3 separate regions of the Homo sapiens genome follow, and regions 1 and 2 are each linked to region 3. Evidence: chromatin contacts called from ENCODE Hi-C or POLR2A ChIA-PET data. All regions are on one chromosome and are shown on one strand. Each heading gives the region's core, a stretch centred on a gene start or an enhancer-like site at or near the end of the contact. The rest is flanking DNA. Distances are from core to core; before and after follow the strand shown.

Region 1 (4,378 bases), core at 1,336-3,835, 310 kb before region 3:
CACTCCATTTTTTTTTGTCTTGTTCTGTTGCCCAGTTTGGGGTGCAGCAGCATGATCATAGCTCACTGCAACCTCAACTTCCTAGGGTCAAGCCATCCTCCCACCTCAGGCTCCCAAGTAGCTGAGACTACAGGTAGGGGTCACCATGCCCAGCTAATTAAAAATATATATAGAGAGAGACGAGGGTCTCACTAAGTTACCCTGGCCGGTCTTAAACTCCTGGGCTCAAGCCATCCTCCCGCCTCAGCCTCCCAAATGCTGGAATTACAGGCATGAGCTACCAGTCTGGCTGTTGCCCTTTTTTGAGTGGGTTATTGTCTCTTCTAAAAATTGATTCGTGTATACGTGCTCCCTCCCTGGGCACTTAATGCTGGTGACCAGTCCCTACTCCAGGCACTCCACAGGGCAGGACTCACCTTCCAGAAAGCAGTTCCACTAACCTGGGGAGAGCCCAGATGGCAAAGGAAGGCGTGATTGCAGCCTGGGATGGCTGGAAGCACTCTTAGCTAAACCGGGCTTGGACTGCCTGACGCCATCTTCAGAGAGGCTTGGGAAGCTGGGCTCAGCCACGAGGCTGGCTTGGAACTAACGGGAAAAGGGTGGACAGATGAGATTTATCTTCTCAATCATGCCGTTTGGCTAACCTACACTCAATCCAGTCTAGGCAGCTTCGCGATCGGCTTGTAACTTGTATCTAACCCATTTAGTGAGAATAACCAGCTGGTTCACGTAATGCTTGCTGCTATGCGGTTTATGTGAGAAGACACTTTTACCAGTGGTTAAAGTCCTTCGAATTCTTCACTCTTGACAGAGAAGACAAAGGACCTGTGGTTATTATGTTATAACCACACAGTATCAAAGGTTACTTAGCTAAGTGTGAAAGTAACAGTAAGCGCCGCGAACATCAAGGAAACTCAGGAAACTCTTCCTCGAAGCCTTTTGATGACATTCAGCGCTGCATAAAAATCACAGATTCCTCTCAGCTCATATGCACAGGATGCCCAGAAATAAGACTCTGTGGAATGGATTTTCTTGGTACATTCTAAGGTTCATAGAAGAATAATTAGAAGTTCTCGATCAGTTATTTAAAGGGAAGAGAGCCTTTTACTGAGGTCCAGGGTGGTCTAGGTGCACCCTGTTTCTTTCTGGAAACAAATACATAGAAACAGCTCAACTGACTTCTCATTAATAACTGTTTATAGAGAATTGATGAGGCAGCCGGGCACGGTGGCTCACACTTGAAATCCCAGCACTTTGGGAGGCCAAAGTGGGAGGATCACTTGAGATCAGGGGTTTGAGATCAGGCTGGACAATATGGTGAAACCCTGTCTCTACTAAAAATACAAAAATTAGCCAGGTGTGGTGGCGCATGCTTGTAGTCACAACTACTTGAGAGGCTGAGGCAGGAGAATCACTTGAACCCAGGAGGCGGAGGTTGCAGTGAGCCAAGATTGCACCATTGCACTCCAGCCTGGGTGACAAGAGTGAAACTAGGTCTCAAAAACAAACAAACAAACCAACCAACAAACAAAAAACCCAAAAAACAAAACTAGGATGATAGGCTGGGCGTGATGGCTCAAGCCTGTAATCCCAGCACTTTGAGAAGCCGAGGAAGGAGGATTGCTTGAGGCCAGGAGTTTGAGACCAGTCTGGGCAATGTAGTAAGACCTCCCTCTCTAAAAAAAAAAAAAAAAAAAAAAAAAAAAAAAAAAAAAAAATTTAGCCATGCATGGTGGTGCACACCTGCAGTCCCAGCTACTCAGAAGGCTGAAGCATGTGAATCGCTTGAGCCCAGGAGGTGGAGGTTGCAGTGAGCCGAGATCATGCCACTGCACTCCAGCCGGGGTGACAGAGCAAGACTCTGTCTCGAAGAAAAAGAAAAAAAAATTGATGCTGAGTAAAAAAAGCCAGTCGCAAAGGACTACATATTGTATGGTTCCATTACTATGAATTGTTCAGTAAAGGCAAATCCATAGAGACAAAAGGTACATTGGTGGTTGTCAGAGGCTGGGGGCGGGGGTGAGGGAGTAGGGTGTGGCTGCTTGATGGGGACACAGTTTCCTTTTGGGGAAGTGAAAATATTTTGGAACGAGATACAGGTGGTGCTTGCACAACAGTGTGAATGTACCAAATGCCTCTGAATCGTACACTTTAAAATGGTTAATTTATGTTATGTGAATTTTACCTCAATCACTGAAAGAAAAAAAAACGCCAAAATGACATCCGGCCCTGCCCCCTTGCTCAATTCCGTGTCCTTCCCTTCATGGATTTGTTACTCGCTTGTCTTGCAGGCGAGGACAAGTCACGACTGCTGTTCAGTTTGCTGATCTCTGAAATGGCAACCCTGATGCTTGTAGACGGGTTAACCCCCTAGCAGGACACAGTGAGGGTTGGTTTCCTGTGTCCTCCTCGCAGTCTGGGTCACGTGGCGCTTCCTGTGGCTCACTGCCTCTGACTTTTCAATCAACTTTGTGGCTAAAGCACCATGCACTGTGCTTTGCATGGTCCGGACTGTCTGGTTTGTCAGCGACTCAGGGGCTTTTCCAGATGCGGGACTTTCAGTGCTGAAACTGGGAAAGCCCAGGGTAAACCAGGATGAGTCAGCGGCCCTGCCTCGTGCTCTGGATAAGTAAGGTGTGCAGAGGTCAAGGCTACAGCTCTCTCCCCAGAGGGGATCTTCCCTCACTTTCAGCACAGTCAGAGGAGGGGGCTCCCGTGTGCCAGGGGAGGAGGCTGGATCTGAAGGTGGGTGGAGCCGGGACAGTACTAGATTAGGGGCTGCCAGCAGTTTCTCCTTTTGTTTCGTTTGCTAGTTTTTGAGACAGCATCTTGCTCTGTTATCCAGGCTGGAGTGCAGTGGCACCATCACCGCTCACTGCAGCCTCAACCTTCCAGGCTTAAGTGATCCTCCCACCTCAGCCTCCTGACTAGCTGAGACTACAGGCACGCACCACCATGCCCAGCTAATCTTTTTGTATTTTTTTGGAAAGATAGGTTTGCCCAGGGTGGTCTCAAACTCCTGGGCTCAAGCGATCCGCCTGCCTCAGCCTCCCATAGTGCTGGGAATACAGGCATGAGCCATCACAGCTCGGCCTGATTTCTCCTTTTGGAGTGAAAACTGGAATTTTCTTTGAGGTCCTTTTTGAAGTCAAGGGCTAACGTCATGAGTGGCCTGTTAGGTGACATAGATGACCAACAACCAGTGATGACCAACAACCAGTGATGACCAACAACCTGAAAATGATGCTGATGGTGGTGGTGGGAGCTTGGCAGGATGGTTTTGGCTGGATAAGGGCCTGGGCTTAGTAGCATTTGTGGGTGAAATTAGGGCATGCCTCAACTTGGGTTATGTAAAGGGATCAGCAAATCTACCGAGATGCCACGGAGACTCTGAGAAGAGCGACTGGGCCTCTCTGCTCTTTCCTTCTTCCCTTCTTTTCTTTTCCTTTCTTTTCTTTTCCTTTCTTCTTTTTCTGTTCTTTACTTTTCTTTTTCCTTCCTTCCTTCCTTCCTTCCTCCCTCCCTTTCTTCTTTTCTTTCTTTCTTTTTTTTTTTTGAGACAGGGTCTCTGCCGCCCAGGCAGGAGTGTAGTAGCACAATCTCGGCTCACTGCAACCTCCACCTCCCAGGTTCAAGCAATTCTCCTGCCTCAGCCTCCCGAGTAGCTGGGATTACAGGTGCCCGCCACCATGCTCGGCTAATTTTTTTGTATTTTTAGTAGAGACAGAGTTTCACCATGTTGGGCAGGCTGGTCTTGAACTCCTGACCTCAGGTGATCCACTCACCTCAGCCTCCCAAAGTGCTGGGATTACAGACATGAGCCACCACACCTGGCCTCTGCTCTTTCTTTGAAGTTCAATGTCACTGGAGGACATCTGATGGATTGAGGGGTGAGGAGAGCTTGGCTGAGGCTGATATAGGAAAGAACAGTAGGGGCCCAGGATCCCCCCAAGGCTGGATGTCTGGAGGGGTAGGACCAAGGGGAGCCTGAACAGTGGACCTGGAGCAGAAGTCACTTGGGAAGACCGTCATCTGGGGCAACCTGTGAGGGACATAGCCCTGCCAATGCGTGATGAGGTGCCTTCCAGAAAGTGGCTGCTTGTGATTCGAAAGTGGGCCCCTAGACTGGGAGTGGTGGCTCACGCCTGTAATCCCAGCACCCAGCAGTTTGGGAGGTCGAGGGCAGTGGATCACTTGAGCCCAGGAGTTTGAGACCAGCCTGGGCAATGTGGAAACCCCCATCTTTACAAAAAAAAAAAAGAAAAAAAAATTAGCTGGATGTGGTGGCTCATGCCTGTAGTCCCAGCTACTCAGGAGGCTAAAGTGGGAGGATTGCTTGAGCCCAGGAGGGTGAGGCTGCAGTGAGCTGTGATTGTGC
Region 2 (4,891 bases), core at 2,201-4,700, 340 kb after region 3:
CTTAGTGACATTGCTGTTGCTTTGGGACCGAGAGCCAACTTGAACAACTTGAATACAGCTCTAATCTTGAAGGTTGAGCCCTGTTTCTGGCTCCGGCACTTTGATTTCCACAAGAATCTTTGTGTTTCATTAAAATAAACCCCCTTCACTTGATCTCTCTTCAGTTGGTCTCTTGTTCCAAATGAAAATACTTCATTTTTATCTATCACAAGTTTCCTGTTTTCTCTAGTGGCAATTTCCTGTCTATGATACCTGCAAGTTATTTTTCAATCTGTTTTTTTTCCACAGTGATTCTGCTCTCAAGCTTACTAGTTTTTTATTCATAGGATTTCCATTTTTCTAATTTAAAATCTTATCCTTCACTGGTTACAATGAATTTCTTTAAAGAAAAAGCTAATGCTATTTGTAACCTACTGTTGCGTTGCCTTTCAAGACCACTGTTTTCTGTTCGAGCCATTTCTTTCTCAGTCATTGGTGGGGAACATGGCCAGGTACAACTAGGGTCTGCAGATCCTGCTATACTAGGACCAGGATCTGCAGAGCACTATACTAATAACTCTGCAGATCCTGATCCTGATATAAAAGTTAGCTTAGCCTGTGTAACCTGAAAAGAAGCTGTTAAAGGTTACTGAATCAGACTGTTAATATTTCCCTGATCTTCCATGTTGTCTAGCATTTTTGACAAAAAAACAAAAAACAAAAAACGAGCACTACTACTATATTGCCACTATGTGATTTTTTTTTAACCTATGAAAATAACAATTCCATGTTTCAACATAATGAATTGCATATTTCAACTAGAGTTGCCCATAGGAGAAATAACTTGCTCACAAATCAACATCTAGAATTTAGGGTGTTTGTCTTTAATTTGTTCTATTGGATGTGATATCTGAAACACCTACCTGGGGCTGTCTCTCTCCTGATGGAAAGTCACATCAGCCTTGTGTTAATTTCTTGTAGCTGGTGTTACAAATTACCATGAACTGGGTGGTTTAAAACAACAAAAATGTATTTTCTTGCAGTTCTGGAGGCCAGAACCAACAGGGCCATGCTCCTTCCAAAGGCTCTAGGCTCAAATCCTTCCTTGCCTCTTCCAACTTCTGATGGCTGCTGACATAGCTTGGCTATGGCCACATCGCTCCAATCTCTGCTGCTGTCTTCACATCACTTTTTTTTCTCTCTCTCTCTCTCCTGTGTGCGTGTTTAATTTTCCTCTGCCTCCCTGTTATAAGGACACTTATGATTGCATCTAGGGCTCTAGGGCCCACCTGGATAATTGAAAATAATCTCAAGACCCTTAATCAAATCTGTAAACCTAAATTAACATTCACAGACAAGGATCTCTTTTTGAAGTAGCGTTTTTTAGCCTCCCACAGGCTCTTCATTGCACAGTTTCAAGGGTTGAGTTGGTGTCAGCCTGTCTCTGTAGGCCCTTAGGATCTCACTAAGAAGTTTGTGTATGCCACTTAACCTATATTTTAAGTCACCCTATCCCAAAGACATTTCAAGGTCAGTGAAAATTTTTCCAACTATTGTCAAATGCTGTAACAAAAGTAGAAGTATAAATAGGAAAGAGGGACAAGAAAAAGAAGATAGAACCAATCAAGCCACTAGTCAAATTGCCTTTATGTTTTTCAAACTCTGGGCATGTGTCTTTTTCATGACTAAAATGAGATGTGGAAAAGCTGTGGCCTTCTAACAAATCTAGGAATAAGTCTTGCTACCCCCCAGTTTAATTTGAAGAAAGAAGCTGGAATTCCAACCCAGAACCCAGAAATTTTGACCTAAATCTCCTCAGTCCAAAATAAAAAGGAACCAGGAATATGCAGAACACTTGTTCGTAAAAGAGCTTAGTACCCATGCTTCCCACTATAAGAAAGGAAGCATTTCTAGTGTAGCCTTACAGACACACAGGCATGGTGGAAAGGATTTTGGGCTTTGGAGTAAGCAAGTTTGGTTTCAGTACCCAACTCCTCTTGAAACTGAATGATTTCAGTTGTCATAAAAGGTACCTCTCGGCCGGGCGCGATGGCTCACGCCTGTTATCCCAGCACTTTGGGAGGCCGAGGCGGGTGGATCACGAGGTCAGGAGATCGAGACCATCCTGGCTAACACGGTGAAACCCTGTCTCTACTAAAAATACAAAAATTAGCCGGGCGTGGTGGTGGGCACCTGTAATCCCAGCTACTCGGGAGGCTGAGGCAGGAGAACGGCGTGAACCCGGGAGGCGGAGCTTGCAGTGAGCCGAGATCGCGCCACTGCACTCTAGCCTGGGCGGACAGAGCGAGACTCCGTCTCAAAAAAAAAAAGGTACTTCTCAAGCAACACATTTGATATCAACAGTTTTTTCTGAGACAGTACTGACATAGAAATCCCCTCTAGTTCTTAGAACTAAATCCAAGAATCTTTGTGTTTCTCCTTCATGACTTGAAGTGGCTTCTTTTCTAATAAATTTAGTTCCGTGTCCTGAAACCAGGGTGGGTACAGCTTCTCTAAAATGGACGAAAAAATCAAGTCACATGACAGGGCCTGAAGAGGGAAATGATTTTTGCAACATAACCAAATTTAAATCCTGCTTTGGCTGTTGAAAACCAGAAGGAGAAGAGGTAAAGAAAAAGCAAACGCAAGTGGAGACAGTTTGAGTGCTGGGTTCTTCAGGTTTTCAATTTCTTTCTGCCCTGTTGGCTTTGACTTCATTCTCTTTCTTATTAGGTCTATTCAATGGAAGCAGAAATCTATGGGACACGCTGATATTAGCCAGGAAGCACCATTTGTTGAAAAATGAGGATGAGATAAAAGGGTTAGGTGCCTTTAGTTACTAAATTCCACGGTTGGCAAAAGCTATTCATCCGTCGGTGACAACCACAGCTGTCGTGGCCTCCCTACGGCCATGTTTTGTTGGACTCAGCCTTGAGATCCTGGTTTGTGACGTCCCACTCTCCATCGTATACACCTAAGCACTCTTCGATAGAACCCTGTGAGCTCCAGAACACACAAGAAAAGGCACCGAACAGAACTGTCCCAGAGCAGGCATTAGTTTTTCTTCTGCTACCTATCCAGACACTCAGACTAGGAACTCGGTGCCGTTTGCTGGGCTGTCGACACCATGGACAGCTCTTCAGGCGCCACCTGGTTGGCTCGGCGAGCCGACCGTCCCGAGCCCTTCCTCCTCTCCCGTCAGGCCCGTGGGGGCGGCGGGGTTGGTCCTGACGCCCAGCTTGGGGAGCAGCAATACGCAGCCCCCCAAGCTTTTCTCCGGAGTCCCTCCCCGGCGCTCACGCTCTGAAGAGCCCACGCAAAAGGACCAAGGAGGCCAGATCTTCCCTCTCCCTGCACCCCCGGCGGTGGGATCGCAGCTCTGCCTGGGGGCGGCCGCAGGAGGCAAAGGTAGCTGGAGACTGAGGCTGGGGCCGCCCGCGGGTGCCAGGCCCAGCCGGTCGGCGCAGAGTGGGCGTGGTCTCCCTCCTGATGCCCCGCCCCTTCCCTCGCGCGGGGCGGATCTTCCGCCCCCGGCCGCGGCGCAATGCGGAAGAGATGGGCCTGCTGGAGCGGAAGTGACGCTCCCGGCGGCTGTGGCGGCGGCTGCGGGAGAAGGAGGAGGAGGAGCCGGAGGAAGAGGTGAGCAAGCCGGCGGGGGGCGGGGAGCTGCTGCGGCCAGACCCACGGGCAGCCGGGCGGGCGGACGCCTCCAAGACCAGTCTCTGCCTCCGCAGCGTCAGCGGGAGCGGTGAGGGGCGACCGCGAGCAGCCGGGGTGCGGGAGGACGGGCGGGGTTGTGAGCAGACCACTGGTTGTGCGGGGTGCCGCGTCAGGCTGGGGGCTGTGGTGACAGCGGCTGTCAGCCCGCCCGCGGGAACGAACCGAATCCGCCTGGGCGCCGGGGTATCTCTTCTGGCGCATAAATGGAGGGTTTGGGCTGCTCGGCTCTTCCGTCTCTCCGAGAAGGAGCCGCTTTCCCGGGCAGTCGACTGCCCGGGACCCCCGAGGAGCCCCAGTCGGGTCGGTGCCCCGAGTCGTGACTCTTCCCGGGTGGCCATTCGTATTTATCGGCCCCGCCTGCCGTCCCCCCAGCCGGCGGTAGCCCGGGGCAGGAGAGGCGGCGGTAACCTGTGCCTTTTCCCTTGCCCTTCATCGCCACCCCCGGGAGAGCCTGTCGCGTGGGATAATCCTTTTCCTTCTCCTGCCCCCTAAGGAGCTTTGAACCAGCCTTGTCACCCTTCCCTCCCACCTCCGCTCCTTTCACCTCGAAGGAACTGCTTGAAGTTTCCAAATAGGTTCCCTTTCAACGTAGTGACAGATCTTGAAGCAGGAAGCTGATAAACAGCTCCGGACGAAATACGCTCAAAATTTTTCCTTTCAGTAAGCATAAATTAAACGGGAAACTCAACCAGACCGTTGATTGACTTACAGTGCTAAAACCTTGTCTTGCCTTGGTATGAGAATTGATAGCTTTTCCTCTTGCTTTTTGGTAAAATTAAGTGACGACTTATCTTTTGGAAAAAGCCATTTTCTCCCAGAGCTGTCTGTTTTTTCCCACCCCAACCCCCCATCAAAACCTGGCGGGGAGGGACTTTTGGATGCTTTGCAGTCCTTGCTGCAGAAGGAAACATCAGCTTCATTTGCTTTGCTTTGCTTGGTTTTCGCAGGGCTGCCTCCGAAGAAAGGAGAATGGCGTTCAGTAAAGGATTCCGGATCTATCACAAATTGGATCCCCCACCTTTCAGCCTCATAGTGGAAACTAGGCATAAGGAAGAATGTCTCATGTTCGAGTCTGGGGCTGTCGCTGTGCTCTGTAAGTCATCTGTTAGAGCCCAATTTGTCATGGTCTCTGTTTTGATTTGAAACAATTCAGATGCAACCATTTTTTAGAAAAGAGCCCGACAACCCTTTC
Region 3 (4,676 bases), core at 52-2,551:
ATGGCCTCTCGCTGCACCCGGGGCGCGCCAACCACGGCAAGGCGCCCTAAGTTCTACATCGGCCCCGCGAAGCGCGCAACTCCAGGGACAAGGAGAGAGATGTGCTGGGTGAGAGCGAGCACTTTCTGCCTAAAGCCGCTGGAACCGACCCAGAACCCCAAACTGCCCCGAGGCGCCATCGAACATCCGCTCTGGTCACTTTAACGTCCCAGGGGTGGGGGCGGGGAAGGGGGTGCCCGACAGTCCCTTCCTCTGGACTGGAAGGTTCGAAATGCTTTCCTTGCTCGGCCTCGCTCTCCCAGACGCAGGGAGCAGGGGCGCGGAGAAGCTGAGCGAAGGGAGGCCGGGCCGAGGTCGCGCCCCAGGCCCAGGCCCGCCCTCACTTGGAGAATTGCGCCTGCACGGCGGCCAGGCCCAGGCTGGCCGGGACCAGGTGCGGGAACTTGCACACGGCGCAGGTGCAGAGGCCGGGGCCGCCTGCGCCGCCGCCGGGGAGAGCGAACTGGCCGCACGGCGGCTCGTCCAGCGCCAGCGACAGGTACTTGGCGGGGCGCAGCGCGTCGGGGGGTCCTACGGCGCCGGGCGCCAGCAGCACGGAGCCGGGCGCGGCGGCGAGCAGGGGCAGCCCGGCCAGCAGCAGGCGCGGCGCGGCGGGCCCGGCGCCCTCGCCCAGCGCGCGGCGCAGCTCCTGCAGCGAGCTGCCCAGCAGTAGGATGTAGTTGCGGGCGAGCAGCAGCGTGGCTATCTTGGAGAGCTTGCGGCCGGGCGCGCCCTGGCAGTGCGCCGCTGAGTAGGGCAGGATGACCTCGCGCAGGGCGTCCATGGCCAGGTTCAGGTCCTGCATGCGCTTCCGCTCGCGGCTGTTGATCTTGCGCCGCAGCTGCTGCTGCTGCTCCTCCTTGGCGTCCGGCCGGGCGCTGCCGCCCGGGTGCGCGCCTGACCCGGGCCCGGGGCCTGGAGGCTCGGCCGGCGCCTCCGGCTTCTCGCGCGCAGCCTTGGGGAGGAGGGGGGCCGTCGTGGAGGAGGAGGAAGTGGAGGAGGTGGAGGAGGTGGAGGAGGAGGAGGAGGAGGGCGGCTGCCTGTAGCCCACCAGCTCGTAGAGGGAGGCCCCGAGCTGCAAGTCTCCGGGCCGCTGTGGCCGCAGCATGGTCCCGGGGACCGCGTTCACGCGCGCCTGGGAAACCGCATAGTACATCTGGGAGGCGGTGGGGGCGGCCGAGGACGCCCTTCAGGAACGCCCTGGGGTGGGCCGGTCGGCAGGCCGCCCCTCCCCGCGGACCTGCGCGCGGGGAAACGATGGTGGGGCCCTGGCCCGCGCCCTACCCCTTTAAACCCGGCTTGGGAACCTGCGGGGCAGCGGGTGGCGGGGCGCAGCCAATGGAGGCGCGAGGCCGGGCGCAGCCGCGTGTTCATTGGCTGCTTGTGCCGGGGCCGCGCGGAGGTGCGGCTGGCACCGCTTTAGGAGGTTATTGTGAGCGCCTGTGCCAGCCGCGCGGGACAGGCCCCCTGAGCGGAGTAAGGGCGCCTTTTCAAGGCAAGCGGGGCTGTTGAAGGAGGACTGGTCGCACTGGTCAGGCTGCAACTCACGTGCCTTCCTCCAGCAACTGTCTACTCAAAAACAACCTCCCTCATATTTTTTTTTAACTGTGATCACATATTCATAACATAAAATTTACCGTCTTATGTTTAGAGTACTGTTCAGTAATGTTATATGCATTAGTGTGCACATTAAATTGATTTAAATTAAATTCACATTGTTGTGCAACCCATCTCCAGAACTCTTTTCAACTTGCAACCCTGAAGCTCCACCCATTAAACAACTCCCCACTCCCCCCGACCCAAGTTCCTGGAATTCACTCTTCTGTTCTGTCTCTATGAATTTGTTCTACTCTAGGTCCCTCATATAAGTAGAATCATACAGCACTTGTCTTTTAGTGACTGGCTTCTTTCACTTAGCATATTGTCGTCAAGGTTTATCCATGTTGTAGCATGTATCAAAGTTTCTTCCTTTTCAAGGCTGAATAATATTCCAGTATATGGATATACCACATTTGGTTTATCCATTCATTCGTTGATGGACATTTGGGGTGCTTTTGGTTGTTGCGAATTATGCTGCTATGAACATGAGTGTATCATGTTTTTTTTTTCTTAAAATACATAATTTCCTGCCAGGTTCAGGTCGCTAAATTTCTGGACTAAATGACAAGTAGCATTAGGATATTTCCTCCCTGCTGCTCCCAACCTCCTTCCCCATCCCTCTGATTGAAAGGTCTTTAGGGACAAAGGAGCCTTTGGGTCGGGTTTCTATCCTCCCCGAAAGGGATGGTCTATCAGCAACTTGACATTTGCTTAAGCAAAAGTCACTCAGAAATTGGCCTCTTATTAGAAACAAAACAAAACACCCACATAGTCCTATCGGTTGAGGGTGGGAATGAATCATTTTATTTGCCAAATAGAATAGCATTACTTGGTGTCTATGGACATTTTCTGCCCCCAGCACCAGTGCATGCTACTATAACTTGTCAATGTCCTGGGGAAGAGGGCATCTTGGTGGCTGTGCTTGCTGGTTTCAGGGCTGCTTTGTTCTGGTTTTCTTCCACCAATATTTGCCACATGGGTTCACTCTGATCTTTGCTTCTGACCCCCAGCTCTGCCTGTAGCATCCTGCCTATGCCTCAGGTTCAGCTCCAACCTTGCTTTCTTCTGGAAGCCTTGGTGATTTCTCCTCTTCCTCCTTTCATGACTCTTGGCAAACCATTGATAGGATTTCTTCATAGCCTATTGTGTTATGTAGATACCATCTCTGCATTTGGCTATGATTGTTTTACGGTAGGGACCACCTGCTCATTTCTCCATCTTCCTGAAGCCTAGCACAGTGCTTGGCACTTACTGTGTGTCCTGGAGGTCTCTAAAGATGGTCTGAAATCTCCCTTAGCTCAGAGGCTCATCCCTTAAATGCACAAACTCCTGGCAATGCTCTAACCCAAGCATTTTCCTAAAGGTTTTATAGAGAGGGAAGGAACCTGGTAAGATCTCCTGCCTCTCAGAGGGGCCTGGCCTGACATGGACGTGGTGCTGGGGGCCCCACTTTGGGAGAGAGAGGGAAGCCTTGGTAGGAAGGAGCTGAGTGCTTAAGCAGAACCATACTAAGCAGGAAGGAGAGAGAGAGACCAAGGGAAGGGTCTTGAATGTTTCAAGCAATTAAGTTTAACACCTCACTAATCATTTCGCCTTCTGTTGAAGCAGCTTGCTTTCAAGTCATTTTTACAGACACTTTCACGTTTGGTTCTCATGGGGCCCCTGTGAGCTGGGCATTTTTGATCCCTTGATGTCCATGATATAACTGAGGCTCCCAGAAGGCAGTAGATTGCTCTGTGCCTTCAGACAGGACAGGCAGAGCGGCCCCACCAAGGACTGGCTTCCTGAATTCCCTCCAGCAGAACCAGGCTTCCAGGAAGCCCAGGAGGGGGCCATGATGGGGCGGGTTGGGGATTGGGTGTAAGGATGGAGGGGCCAGCCTAGACTGTGCCAATATTGATGAGTTGGTGGGTTCCAGCCATGTTCCCCAAGAGAGTGTCCCCAGAATCCTGCCACCATAAACCCTGCTCCAGCCTCTTCGGCAATGCCCACCCTCACTGTCAGGACCCTCTGTCCTGTAGCTGAGGTGCCAGATTGGGGCAGGCCCTGGTGACATCCCCCTCCGGCTTCCTCCCCTGCACACAGCCTAGGTGGGGCCCGTAGGGTCTTACCCTGCCAGCAGAAAGAGGAAGTGAATGGGGAAGATAAAATCTAAAGCCTTGGCCTGTTGCCTAACTTGTACGCTCCCCATTTCCCACCCACAGGAAGGGGCACCCAGGAGTCAAACAGATGGAAACACACACATGCTGCCTTTCCCCTCTAGAAGCACCCCTCTTTCCTGTGGGTGTCCCTGAGGGTTTTCTTTAGACCTAAGTCTCACCTTATCTCCTCCTTGTAAGACTTATCTCTCCCCCAGCCAAGGATACTGTCAACTGGATATGCTGCATATTTCAGTGCCTTGGTAGAGGGCCTCAGAAGAGGGTTCTGGGTGGCCATCCAGCTCCAGCCTGGGCACGGGATTTGGGACTGGTTGGAGCTGGTGACTTGGATGGTCCCTTGTGCTGGGCTGAAGCAGCGGCATGCAAAGTGTGACAGCTGGCAAGGGCCAGCCAGTTACTGTGGCCGCTGGCACGGGCCCCGGGGTCTGTCTCAAGGGGAGGCAGCTGCTGCGGCCTCCCACATTGAGGACATGCTTGGGGAGCAACTTGTGTCCACCATAACAACCGCTCTTTTCTTTGCCTAAAGGGGCTTGTGTGTGTGTGTTGGTGATTCCTTTCACTCTGCAGAGGTGTGTGCCTCAGATTTCCTTTTCCTTGTGTAGAAACCTAGTGTCTCCTGCGCATTCCCCTGTCCCTGCCATCTACTCTTGCTTTGGGTCAAGAAGCTTGGACCTTGGAAATGGCAGACACTGGGGACTCAAAGCCTCAGTGATGTGTGAGTGTGTTTCAGATGTAGCACCATCCTTCTCCTCTGTAAGAACAAAGATGGGGTGTACTGCTGTGAAGCCCCCTGTTGTCCTGCATGAAACCGTCCTCTTGCAGAAGGCCAGCAGAGTGTAAACAGCTGCTAAAATGTGCTGCTTAACTGGCTAGAGCTTA

Evidence for each region. A loop is a pair of places that touch in the nucleus more often than their neighbours do. ChIA-PET counts read pairs that join two places held with the same protein, here RNA polymerase II (POLR2A). Pooled maps may share reads with other maps.
Region 1: a loop to region 3 is called in a map with no recorded cell type, with 2.6 times the contacts of the local background. The contact joins the enhancer-like site here to the promoter of OLIG1 in region 3. A Hi-C loop is called at or near these places in 12 of 37 single-sample maps with no recorded cell type and 5 of 50 pooled maps. POLR2A ChIA-PET finds 5 or more read pairs at or near these places in 2 of 52 experiments (OCI-LY7 and naive thymus-derived CD4-positive, alpha-beta T cell).
Region 2: a loop to region 3 is called in a map with no recorded cell type, with 6 times the contacts of the local background. The contact joins the promoter of PAXBP1-AS1 here to the promoter of OLIG1 in region 3. A Hi-C loop is called at or near these places in 6 of 37 single-sample maps with no recorded cell type and 5 of 50 pooled maps. POLR2A ChIA-PET finds 5 or more read pairs at or near these places in 1 of 52 experiments (RWPE1).

What each region holds. Positions count from the first base shown.
Region 1 is chr21:33,381,423-33,385,800 of GRCh38, reverse strand. No RefSeq gene overlaps it. Among named protein-coding and RNA genes, the nearest start is that of IFNGR2, 20 kb to the left of the region's middle. RefSeq lists enhancers at 2,324-2,618, 2,436-2,795. Within about 2 kb of position 2,585, at least 37 of the 41 ENCODE cell types and tissues checked have a DNase peak (open chromatin) inside an H3K27ac peak, as active enhancers do; they include OCI-LY7, where a contact is called at or near this core.
Region 2 is chr21:32,726,673-32,731,563 of GRCh38, reverse strand. PAXBP1-AS1 (PAXBP1 antisense RNA 1) reads right to left here and starts at 3,450. Exons shown (of 4, transcript NR_038879.1): 1 at 903-3,450. SYNJ1 (synaptojanin 1) reads left to right here and starts at 3,551. Exons shown (of 33, transcript NM_203446.3): 1 at 3,551-3,618; 2 at 4,647-4,792. The coding sequence starts at 4,669. RefSeq lists enhancers at 3,344-3,844, 3,845-4,345 and a silencer at 3,380-3,879.
Region 3 is chr21:33,066,766-33,071,441 of GRCh38, reverse strand. It overlaps OLIG1 (oligodendrocyte transcription factor 1), which reads right to left and starts at 1,301. Exons shown (of 1, transcript NM_138983.3): 1 at 1-1,301. The coding sequence starts at 1,195. The coding sequence ends at 380.